Linked DNA regions of Homo sapiens: regions 2 and 3 are each linked to region 1. Evidence: chromatin contacts called from ENCODE Hi-C or POLR2A ChIA-PET data. All regions are on one chromosome and are shown on one strand. The core of a region is the stretch at or near the end of the contact, and the rest is flanking DNA. Distances in the headings are between cores, read along the strand shown. Region 1 has its middle 110 kb from the start of LINC01307. Region 2 has its middle 100 kb from the start of S1PR1-DT. Region 3 has its middle 57 kb from the start of S1PR1-DT.

Evidence for each region. Hi-C counts contacts between places; a loop is a spot of excess contacts on that map. ChIA-PET counts read pairs that join two places held with the same protein, here RNA polymerase II (POLR2A). Pooled maps may share reads with other maps.
Region 2: a map of endothelial cell of umbilical vein shows a loop between it and region 1 (20-fold over the local background). The contact joins two enhancer-like sites. A Hi-C loop is called at or near these places in 2 of 168 maps with a recorded cell type or tissue (GM12878 and endothelial cell of umbilical vein), 30 of 37 single-sample maps with no recorded cell type and 12 of 50 pooled maps. POLR2A ChIA-PET finds 5 or more read pairs at or near these places in 1 of 52 experiments (OCI-LY7).
Region 3: a map with no recorded cell type shows a loop between it and region 1 (10-fold over the local background). The contact joins two enhancer-like sites. A Hi-C loop is called at or near these places in 11 of 37 single-sample maps with no recorded cell type and 5 of 50 pooled maps.

What each region holds. Positions count from the first base shown.
Region 1 is chr1:101,434,670-101,438,724 of GRCh38, reverse strand. No RefSeq gene overlaps it. Among named protein-coding and RNA genes, the nearest start is that of LINC01307, 110 kb to the right of the region's middle. RefSeq lists an enhancer at 2,170-2,339. Within about 2 kb of position 2,389, at least 3 of the 41 ENCODE cell types and tissues checked have a DNase peak (open chromatin) inside an H3K27ac peak, as active enhancers do.
Region 2 is chr1:101,134,737-101,138,791 of GRCh38, reverse strand. No RefSeq gene overlaps it. Among named protein-coding and RNA genes, the nearest start is that of S1PR1-DT, 100 kb to the left of the region's middle. Within about 2 kb of position 1,816, at least 3 of the 41 ENCODE cell types and tissues checked have a DNase peak (open chromatin) inside an H3K27ac peak, as active enhancers do.
Region 3 is chr1:101,177,067-101,181,121 of GRCh38, reverse strand. No RefSeq gene overlaps it. Among named protein-coding and RNA genes, the nearest start is that of S1PR1-DT, 57 kb to the left of the region's middle. Within about 2 kb of position 1,826, at least 5 of the 41 ENCODE cell types and tissues checked have a DNase peak (open chromatin) inside an H3K27ac peak, as active enhancers do.

The sequences.
Region 1 (4,055 bases), core at 1,140-3,639:
TTCTAAGCTATAGCTCTCTACAGTTTTAAGTAGACTATTTTGATGGATAACTCCAAATTGTAACTGTCTGCTGGAAGCTGGAGACTATTTTTGCCTCAGGCTCATGAGGTGAGTTCTATCAGGATCAAGGCTACCACGTGGGGGAGATGTTGTAAAGAGAGTACCAGCACTGGGGCAGGGAAGGGACGAAACAGTGATCTTTAATAATTCTTTGATAACTTTAATTTTTTAATGACTCTTCCACACCTAAGATGATGAGCGTAGGACAATAGAAATAGCCTCACAACAATCTTTTTGGTTCATCAGTAACCAGCAGCCATAAGCCAGGGCTGCCATAAGGCTTCACTACAGAGAAAGGCAGCATACTTCTAGCTAATTTATTAAGTTGAGACTCCACATTAGACACAGTCTGGGGTTAATAGCTGTGATTTTTCTATCTCTAAAAAGCTAATTACAAAGACCTATCATTCCCATTTTTGTTGGTAACTAAAGCAGTTCAAGAGGTATGCCTATTGGGGAAGTAGGAGAAGTTAGAGAGGCTTAATTGGGATAGTTGCTAATTCCAAAGAAGAGGAAACATAATAACAAAAATGCTTTTTTTTTCATTACAAAGAAGTTCTCTTTGAACTACAAATATAAGCTCTAGACAAAATGCATTGGCCCAAATATTTAGATTCCTGCTGACAGTCAGAGTCAGTGGTGGACTGATGTCATGCCAACGGACATGCAGTGTGAGCCTTTAACTTAAGAGTGCTAGGGCTAATTAGACAGGAAAATTACACCATGCCACATCCAGTTCTGGAATGTGTATTTCCACTACAGAATAGATAACAACAATGTGTAGCAGTACATCTCACATCTTCAGACTTGATCTAAGACAAAGAACAAAATACTTCAGGAATAATTCCTGAAGAACAGAATGGGATTCAGCCTTTTTTGCCTCTTCACAAACCCTTAAAAACAAAAAAGGCAAGCAAATCTTTTTTATATCTTAATTTTCTTCCACTTTATTCACAAGTTATTTTTTCCCCTTCCTCCTATGGGGTGGGGGATGGTTAGTAAAACAATATGAATAAAAGTAAGCCTCCTCTGTTGAGTTTCTGGTATAGGTGCAGAACAGTGCCAGCCTCTGTTCCTGGTAGCTAGACACTGTGCCTAGTGTGGAAACTCCACACATGCACTCTCCAGTGTCTGGGAAAGATGCCTCCAGCTGACATAGACCAGTCCCTGCCTTGCCCAGAGTCTGAAGCCAGTTTTATCCTGAGTACCTCTCCTCACACCGTGGGAATTCTGATTTTATTTGGTTCTAAACCCCAGTTCGCTGCTAGCTGGAAAGACAAGAACTAGAATCCTGTGCCTCCTCTCCATCTTTAGGAACCTCTACACACTGCAGAGTTGCTAACACAGTTTTCCTAGAAGCAATCATCTAAACCAAACCTATGTCACCAAAAAAGCAGAGCAAAGGCTGGGTGCAGTGGCTCTCACCTGTAATCCCAGCAGTTTGGAAGCCAAAGGTGGGAGGATTTCTTGAGCCCAGGAGTTCAACACCAACCTGGACAACATAGCAAGACCCTGTCTCTAGAAAAAAATACAAAAATTAGCCAGGTGTGGTGGTGCATGCTTGGGCACCAGCTTCTTGGTGAGGCTGAGGTGGGAGGATTGCTTGAACCCAGGAGTTCGAGGCTGCAGTGAGCTATGATCATGCTACCGCACTGAACCTGGGCAGCAGAGCAAGCCCCTGTCTCAGAAAAAAAACAAATTCTTACAACCCCAATAATAAAAAGATAAATAACCCATTTTCTAAAAAAAAAAAAAAAGCAAAGCAAAGAGATAATCAGAAAATAAGTATCTAGAAGAAGGGAAGTATCCAAGAGCAGTGTTCATAGCATCTGATGAGAATTTCTTGTCATCTCCAGTCAAAATTTTAAAAATAACAGCTCCATCACAAAATTATTGTCTTTCCTTATCAGTACATTTGGAAAAACTAACAGACCTTGGTCCCAAGATGTTCATTCAACTGTGGAATTCAGTTCATCAGAATCTCTACAATTTATGTTTTCTAACTATCTCTTTCTAGAATCATCAAAAGTAATTTAGTGCTGATATATGAACCAAATGAAAGTTGTTCTGAGACAACTATTACTCAGGTCAAATTACTTTAATGTCAACTATGTTAATAATAATAGCTTTTCAAGAAATCCTTTATGGAACAAATGACCTTCAGTTTTTGCTCATTGTTCCACTGAAACAACTGAAACACAAGTGAAATATACAGAGAAAGCTCTACAGATCATAGCACCATCTGCATCTCATGCCCATCCTGTTTCACTTCCTTCTCAAAATTATGGTTCTGCTTGACTTTTCCTAGTGATAAAAGTTAAAATAAAACCTGAAAATAAAATATGTAAACCCACGATTATTTATAGTTGCCCAATTTCTTATGACACAGATTTGATCCAGTTCTGCATGACTAAGAAAATTAAGCATGAAACATCTCTTTCAACAGACTTCTCAAGCACTGAGATGCTTTGCGGCAATTCGACACGTGTGTTGGTAGGAAACAAGAAATACAAAGATAGATGGCATCATCTGAAAAGAAAAAAGTGAGGGCCTAGGTCTATGGAGGCAGTTTAATCACTTGCAAGCAGTTTATCATTCAACATAATAACACAGGCCCTAAAAAGCCTGCTCTGACACTCTCATTTGTCCTGTGATAGACTGCTCACTGCATGGGAATTTAATATCCCCAATGCAATCAAACTTTGTGGTGCACAGAATTTGTCCATCATCTATAAGCTAGAAGTCACAATACAACTCACTTCACTCACCAGGGCAGGATGCTGCAAGGGGCCACAGTCTGTCACTGACAGGTTGGTTCTCAACCCAGCTCCCACATAAGACTCATTTGTGAATGCCCAGACCCCACCTCAGAATGTATGAAGCCAGAGCATGGACATTTTTTTTCTCAAAGCAGGTGATTCTATCATAGAGCTTTGTTGAGAATCATAAGGATTCAACATTTGACCTTTCAGCATGATTGCTGGTGGTGTTTTGAAATTTGGTTCAAGGGCAGAGAATACACTACCTTCCAGAAAACTAAAGCAGCCTCATTTGTGAGGCTACATAATAGTTTTCCTTGTAGGTGGGCAGCCCTCAGGGAGTTCTCTGATGGGGTATAAATCTCGTTTTCCATAGAAACAAGCAGATCTCCTGGCTGTTCTGTTCCTGATTAGCCTGGCACAAAAATCTCATGTCCCAGGCAAAGTAGATGTTATTATCATTAGTTTATAAAGAAATGGAAAATCTGAAAGGTAAAATGGCTTGCCTAGTTTCATATTGCTGGCTGAAAATTGGCTGGCTCAAAGCAAAGATTACAATTTTCTATCTCTAAGTTTTTTCCTGATCTTAAAATGTATTGTCTACTGTGTTATCTTCCCATATGAATTAAATTTCAGGTTTAGGAAAATAGGATGTACTCTTTAAAAATAAAATAAAAAAATTTATTTTAGAGTTTATTTTGGAGCAACGATTTTCAAAGTGTAATCCCTGAACCAGCAATATGAGGATCACTTGGGAATTTATTAGAAATGCAAATTCTCATTCGGACCTAGAGAATCAGAAGGTCTGGGGATGGGGCCAGCTCACCAGGTGATTTACATGCCTCCTAAGGTTGGAAAACAACTGTTTCTAACAAAAGCTAAACTGTTAAACTGTAAGCATTTTCCCCAAAACGTTGTTGAAGTAGAACTTATAAAAACACTTTTTTTAAAGTAACTCCAAAGGTAAAGCCAGAGAAAAGTAGTTTTGGCTACTTGATTGCCAGATGTTGGGTCCTCTTGGCTACAAGATAATCATGAGACAATCCTGGGAAATCAGCCCTAAGTCATGTTTTTCTCTTCCTTGAGGAGAGAAGGCATTCAAGTAAAAGTTAAGACAGGCAGAAACAGTTTAAAGCAAATATGTTAAACAAAGAAAGATAATTCTCTGACAAGGAAGGTAACAGGGCTTAATTAGTCCCTTAAACTAGCAGGACATAGAGGAAAAGGCCCTGTGGA
Region 2 (4,055 bases), core at 567-3,066, 300 kb after region 1:
ATAAGTTATGTCTGATATGATATTTTCTATTTTTTAAAGATTATAAGTTGTTTTAGGACAGGACTATTTCTTTTCACCTTTGATTCCTCTGTAGCTATAATGATGCATGCCCTACCTTAGGTGAGATGTTAGGCAGAAGTGGGTGATGTGCAGCAACCCAGCCAGAGGCTGAGCAGCGGTTAGGGACAAGATCCAGTCCCCTGGAATAAAACAGACGGCTAACAATCCGGAAAATTGGACTGGGGATCAAAATAGGGTTTCACACAGGGAACTGAAATTAAAAAAAAAATAGTTATAAAAAATAAGCCAAGGTAAAATTCTTCATAGCTGGACAGTACGAACACGGCAGGGATTTTACCAATGGATGAAACTATTAATAGTATTTTTATTAATAGTGATGACAACTTATAGCTAATATTTATCAGGTATGCTAGCCATTTCTTTAAATTACATTATGTATTTTTCTCCAAACTTCTCTTAGATATTTTTATTATTTTCATTTTTACAAGTGAGGAAATCAAAAGTCCAGAAAGTTAAACAACTTGCCCATGGCCACACAGCTAATGAATAAAGAGGCTAGCACCTAACCCCAGAAAAGTCTATTTCCAGCGCATGCATCTCCAACTACTACTGAAAGTGTTACATGAAATAAGGCTTACAAAATCCTTAGCAATCACTTCTTGGGCTTTTGGCTAAGATCAAGTGCAAAATTCTTTTCAGAGTTCCATCCATACAGTAAGTACTCAATGAATTTTATCAATTCTCATTGTTAGTAACAGTAACATTGTAATAGAACTAGTGCTATTAACTGTAGCAATAGTAGTTGTAGTAGCAGCAACACAGGTATATGGAACTTAGGGTCAATGAGTAAGACCTGTTGAATGTCTTGGTTCGTAGAAGAGGACTGAGGAAAGGGAAACTGTATTGGGGAAGACTGATCCAGGTGTTATGGGGGGAGTCCAGATAGAGGAACATATAATGCAGAACCTTGCCCTTTTAACAAATGTAATTGAGCACTAACATAGAATAGAGGTTAAAAACATGGACTTTAGAATTACAAACGCCTATGTTCTGTTATTTATTAGCAATGAGACCTTGGGGGAAATTACTCAACACTTGTGAGCTTTAAGTAACTCACAACTGTACCTAGCATAGTGTCCCACATACAGTAATCATTCCTTAAATGCTTGTAGAATTAACATACTGCTTCATTTCCATACTTTTCCACCCCTCTGCAAAACAAAACAAAACGCTATCCTCAGTACCCAGTTGCTGAGTAAATGTAAATACCTAGGCAAATTCATCCCACTGAGTGTAGCTACTTTTTCAACCAATATAATTTGTCACCCATATCAACCTAACATTTCAGCAGCTTCCTGATCTGTACTAAAAAGCTGTCTTGCACAACTAAAGAAAAATGTGTGATTTGCTATTTCTGGCATCCTGATTCTATGTGGCTACAGTGAGTATTCTTGTGGTCTTCGCTGATCTGAAGCAATTTTAATTTGACGAGGAGGAGGCCATTTCTAAGAGAGTGCCTATTTTTTCCCCAAAGCAGGTCAATTTAAAAGGACAAAGTTCTCATTTTAACTTTGGTGCAATATGCATGAAAATAAACAGATATTAAAAGGAACAGGTCATCTCTTTCATTGGCAAATTTCACTGTAATATTGAATTCTATTTGTGGGGGCACAAAGAAAATAATGGTTTAATTTACAATTGAGAGAGAGAGGGAGGGAGGGGGAGACAGAGAGAGAGAGAGAAAGACCATTACTGCCACCTCTCGCTCACTTCTTCAGAACTGAGAAAATGTTGAAGAAAGTTGGCATTTGCTTGCCAAAGTTTCACACAGACAGTCTGACTTTTGTTTTTACTTCCATGACCTTTAATGGCTTTCAGTGCAGTCAGACCAACTCTGCATATATATTGACACTATGAAAACCACACAGATAAGCAGTTTTGGGTTTTCATGCTTTATTTACTTTGGAGCTTAACAATCATACACATATTTCCCTGTTAGAGGTCCCAAAAGCTTTGTTCTGATCTTGAGTTGCTTTTGTCTGTTATTCAGCGTTTGGATTGCTTTATAATTACTCTATGAATGTATGTATTTTAAACATTTTTTTTTTCTAGGAATAGTTCTATTTTGTTATTGGGTGCACTGTATTTATGTTTCCATTAACAGAAGTATGAAGAGTCCAGTTCAAGCTGAGAAACTCACACTCCACTGCCATACATCTGGGGAGATGCAAACAGACAAGGAAGGAAGGAATTTCTGCAATCACTAGAGGGACAGGTTTTGCAGCAGATCACCCTCACATCTACAGATGCTCTCTATTTCTTTTCACCCAGAGGCTTCAAATTGCCCGTTGACATCTCTGATTTTGCCAAGAGATCACGTGCTTCAGTTAGTTCCCATTCCCTTGTATCATTTAGGACAGAGTAAATTCTTCCAGAACACTAAAGAAATGAAAGTTTTGAAAAATTCGATTTTTTTTTAATGTTTTTAATTGTAGGAAAAGGTACATAAAATTTACCATTTTAACCATTTTTATGTGTACAATTCAACAGCGTTACATACATTCATGTCGTTGTGCAAATATCACCAGTATTCATCTCCAAAACCTTTGTTATCATCCCAAATAGAAACTTTGTATTCAGTAAAAAATAGCTCCTTGTTATCCCTTCCCCACACCTCCTGGAAGCCACTATTCTACTTTCTGTTTCTATGAATTTGACTATTCCAGGTACCTCAGATAAGAGGAATCACATTTGTCCTTTGTGTCTGGCTTATTTCACTTAGCATAATGTCCTCAAGGTTCATCCATGTTGTAGTAGGTATCAGAATTTTAATTTTTTGAAAGCCAAAAATATTGCATTGTATGTATGTATATACCACATTTTGCTGATTCATTTATCCATTGATTGTTCTTTGGGTCATTTCCATTTTTGGCTATTGTGAATGATACTCTTATAAACATTGGTGTACAAATATCTGTTCAGTCTTTACTTTTAATTTTTTTGTGTATAGACATACAAGTGGAATCGCTGAATAGTATGAGAATTCCATGTTAAATTTTTTGATGAATCGCCATTTTGCATTCCACAATGGCAGCACCATTTTACATTTCCAATGGCAGTGCACAAGAGTTCCTATGTCTCCACATCCTTGTCAACACTTGTTATTTTCTTTGTTTTTTAGTAGCCTTCCTAATAGATGTGAAATGCTATTTCATTGCTATATTTTAATTATTAATAAATCAAATTTCTGGCCTAAATTTCCAGATGTTCTTAAAAAAGATTTGGAAGTTACTACAGACAGTTTTATAGTAAATAAAGAATATTTTATAAGATTCTTAATGTGGTGCCATCTTATTTGAGGAAGTGAATAGTTAAACAACTATTAGCTAAATAGCTAAAGAGCCATGCAGGATACACAAATAAGGGAAATAGTCTTAAAGACATACTTTATTGAAATGCACACAACACACAATCCTAATTGGATTAGGTATTTAGAAAACGAAGACAATAGAATCTTTTCCATGTTTCTACATGGGCACTTGATAGCCAGGTACCAAGCTATGGGAAACAGGGGTTGGGGGGTAGCTCAGGGGAAAGGGAATTATACTGCACATCCAGGTGGCCATGTTCAGTTTGCAACTGAGTTTAGAAAACGGGAGAATGCTGAGGCTGAGGGAGACATTTTGGAGTCATTAGCCTATGGTGATGCCATTGGCCTGGAATTGTCAACTCTGTGCAGGCTGAGAAGGGACTCCAAAGGGCAAAATAGGATGCACAATAGTTGAGGGTAGACAGAGGAAAAGGGACAAGGAACAATTATAGAATTAAGAGAAGTGGTTCCCTGGAATCCAGGGAAAGAAAGATTTTAAAAACCAACTTGTCAAAACTGCAGACAGATTGGATAAATAAATAATGAAAACTGCCTACTGGATGTGGCACCTAAGCAGCCATGGGTAACATTCATAGAGCACTTTCAGTTGAGGGGTGGCAGGAGCCTGTAGGAGTGGGAAGAAAGTGGAGAAAGTGAACAGACC
Region 3 (4,055 bases), core at 577-3,076, 260 kb after region 1:
GAATGTTAGAAAAAGACTTTTTTATATTTGCTCTTAAAAATGCATCAAAATAGTAATCTTAGAAAAAATTAGAAACTTGTTGGATTTCCCTACACTTACTTTACAGTTTAGAATTTATTTTTATTTTGCATTATATATGGGAGATGGAAGACAGTGTTATCTTCTCTTTACTTATGATCTTCTAAATTTTTTATTTATTTGTTTGTGTAGATATGTATGTATGTATGTGTGTATTTATTTATTTATTTTGAGACAGAGTCGTGCCCTGTCACCCAGGCTGGAGAGCAGTGGTGGGATCTCGGCTCACTGCAACCTCCACCTACAAGGCTTAAGTGATTCTTGCACCTCAGTCTCCTGAGTGGCAGGATTACAGGCACATACCACAAGGCCTGGCTAATTTTTTGTAGTTTTAGTAGAGACAGGGCATCACCATATTGGCCAGGCTGGTTTCGAACTCCTTGCCTCAAGAGATTCACCCACCTTGGCCTCCCAAAGTGTTGGGATTACAGGCGTGAGCCACCGCACCCAGCCTGATCTTCTAATGATTTCTTTATATACTTATTTATTTTATTTGTTATATATTTTTTTGAGACAGGGTCTCGCTCTGTCACTGAGGCTGGAGGGCAGTGATGTGATCATGGCTCACTGCAGTCTCGACCTTCTGGGTTCAAGCAATCCTCCTGCCCTAGCCTCCCAAGTAGCAGGACAACAGGTGTGAACCACTACGCCTGGCTAGTTTTTTAATTTTTTTGTAGAGGCAGGGTCTCACTTTGTTGCCCAGGCTAGTTTCAAACTCCTGGGCTCAAGTGATCCTCCCAAAGTGCTGGGATTACAGGTGTGAGCCACTGCACTTGGCTTTCTAATGTTTTAAATAAGGTCTGCTTCTGAACTCTCCACTCATACCACCTAGAAGTGTACAACTTGGCAATACTGATCTACGTGTAACTTACAAATAGTGGGGTGATGCTTTCGCCTATGTATGAAATGCCTTTTCCTACATTAGGAAATTTCTACTTCAGTATGAACTGGCTAATTGGCTCAAAAGTCACCTCCTGAACAAAACCTTCTCTTACTTCTTCCATGCTACTCCTGAATTCCCATTTTTACTATGACACCATTTACATGCCCAGGCTGTTGTTCTAACCCCGTTGCATTATATTTCCCCATTAGACTGTAAGCTTCTTGAGCAGTTTTTCACCTTTTGTATCTTGCACATTTGGCCACTCGATAAATGTTTGTTGAGTTGATTTGAATTAGAAGAAAATCACCAGATCTCTTCAGAAAGACACAAATAATGACTGGTTTAGGTAATCTAATGGTCTCAAAGAACACAGTACAAAATTGAATAAGTTGGAAGCCAAATATTTATTATTTGCTACTCTTTCATTTTTAATTGAAATATAACACTCACACAGAAAAGTGCCCCAAATTAGTGTATTACTCAATGAATCATCCCAAAATGCATAATTGATCATTAACAAAGTCAAGAAATAGAACATTGTCAGAAGCTCCTCCCATGTACATTTAAGCATCAATTTTTGTAGAGTATTTTCCTTTACACCAGAGACCTTATCTGAGCCTTTCAAAGTTATTCATTTCAAAGTATTCATTTCAAAGAAATGAATACTTGTCCACCCGGCTTTCATTATGGTCTATCGTGGTAGTTGATTGCCAGCCACTGTCACTGACGTGTATTTTCAAATCTTGTCATCTTTGTGAAGAAATATAGACATTTGGCACTCCACTTCTATGTCTTTATGACTCTTGTTTCCACGGGGCCCTACTTCTTCCTTTGTCTCCTTTTATTGTGTGTTCTTTAACCCCACACTCTTCCTCAATGAAACACTTTACCCACTTCCTGTCAACCATCTGACCTCGCTTCTCCTTATAACTCCTCCACTATTGAAAGCTTTTGAAAAACTCCAAAAGGAATTGAATTTTTGATGAGGACTTAAAATAAGATACAAATGTGATTTCTTCATTTGTTCAGACTGCAAAAGTTAAGGGAAATTAAAATATGAAGACGGGTCTATAACAGAGTAGAAAAGATGACAAATTTAGAGAAAATGATTTACTTTTCTGCGTGACAGGCAGAAGAATATAAAGAAACTGAAACCACTGGCAACCTCAAAAGGGTTAATTTTAAGAGTTGTACTCAGGAGACTTATGTCACAGTGATGGAAACAATGCTGCTACAGAAAGCTTCAAAGGTGCAAGTAACTGAAAATGCTATTTATTAGTCAGTTTAGAAGGAAGAAAATTAATAATCACAAGAACTGACTACTTCTCTGGAAATGTCTCATTTCTTTCTATGTCACTGTAAGTTAGCTTTCTCTTTTTTATTATTCTTAACGGTTCTTTCCATTTCTTGTCAGTGTCATGTCATTTGAAGAACTGATATTTGCTGAGATTTGTGAGTATAAGCCATTGCATGCAGGGAGTAAAAGTCTTCTCTTAAATCTTAATGAGGGCTGGGCACAGTGATTCATACATATAATACCAGCACTTTGGAGGCCAAGTGCTCCCAAAGCACTTGGCAGGAGGATCACTAGAGTCCAGGAGTTTGAGGCCGGCCTGGGCAACATAGGGAGAGCCTGTCTGTACCAAAATAATAAAAAACATTAGCTGGGTGTGGTGATGCACCTGTGGTCCTAGCTACTCAGGAGGCTGAGGAGCTACTCAGGAGGCTGAGACAGGTGATGCACCTGTGGTCCTAGCTACTCAGGGAGGATCACTTGACCCCAAGAGGTCAAGGCTGCAGTGAGCCTTGAAAAGATTAGGATCTTTCCATGGCACTCCAGCCTAGGGGAACAGAGTGAGGCCATCTAAAAAAAAAAAAATCCAAAAAAAAAAACCTTAGGCCAGGAGTGGTGGCTCACGCCTGTAATCCCAGCACTTTGGGAGGCCGAGGCAGGAGGATCACGAGGTCAGGAGATCGAGGCCATCCTGGCCAACGTGGTGAAACCCCATCTGTACTAAAACTACAAAAAATTAGCTGGGCATGGTGGCACATGCCTGTAGTCCCAGCCACTCGGGAGGCTGAAGCAGGAGAATCACTTGAACCCGAGAAGCGGAGGTTGCAGTGAGCTGAGATCGCACCACTGCATTCCAGCCTGGCGACAGAGGGAGACTCCGTCACAAACAAACAAACAAATCTTAATGAGATGCCTCTAATTATATTTTGAACTTAAAAAAATGTCCTGGTATATACGCTTCAGCTATTATATATAATGGCAATGCCCAACCTTTTTGGCACCAGGGACTGGTTTTGTAGAAGACAATTTTTCCACAGAGTGGGTTGGGGGAATGGTTTCAGGATGAAACCGTTCCACCTCAGATGATCAGGCATTAGATTCTCATAAGGAGAGCACAAACTAGATCTCTCGCATGCGCAGTTCACAATAGAGTTCCTGCTGCTATGAAAATCTAATGTCGCCCCTGATCTGACAGGAGGCAGAGCTCAGGCAATAATGCTGTCTCTCCCACCACTCACCTCCCACTGTGCTGCATGGTTCCTAACAGGCACTGACTGGTACCCATCTGTGGCCTGGGGGTTGGAGACCCCTGCTCGAGACTGTATTAATAAAAAGCCATTAAAAACCACATGACAAAAAGAGGAGATCTTTTCAGAAAGATTAAATTTTCCCATTTCTGTTTTAATATTTAGGGGAAAGATTTAAATCAGAAAGATCTTATGCACAAATAACCAGTAATGTTATTAAGACTAAGCTACATCATAAAAAAGTCCATAATACTATGCAGCCATAAAAAGCAACAAGATCATGTTGTTTGCAGGGACATGGATGGAGCTGGAAGCTGTTATTCTCAGCAAACTAATGCAGGAACAGAAAACCAAACATCGCATGTTCTCACTTATAAGTGGGAGCTGAAGGATGGGAACACATGGATATATGGTGCGGGGGAACAATACACGCAGGGGCCTGTGTTGGGGTAAAGGTTGGGGGAGAGCATCAGGGAAGAATAGCTAATGGGTGACAGACTTAATACCTAGGGGATGGGTTGATCTGTGCAGCCAACAAACATGACACACATTT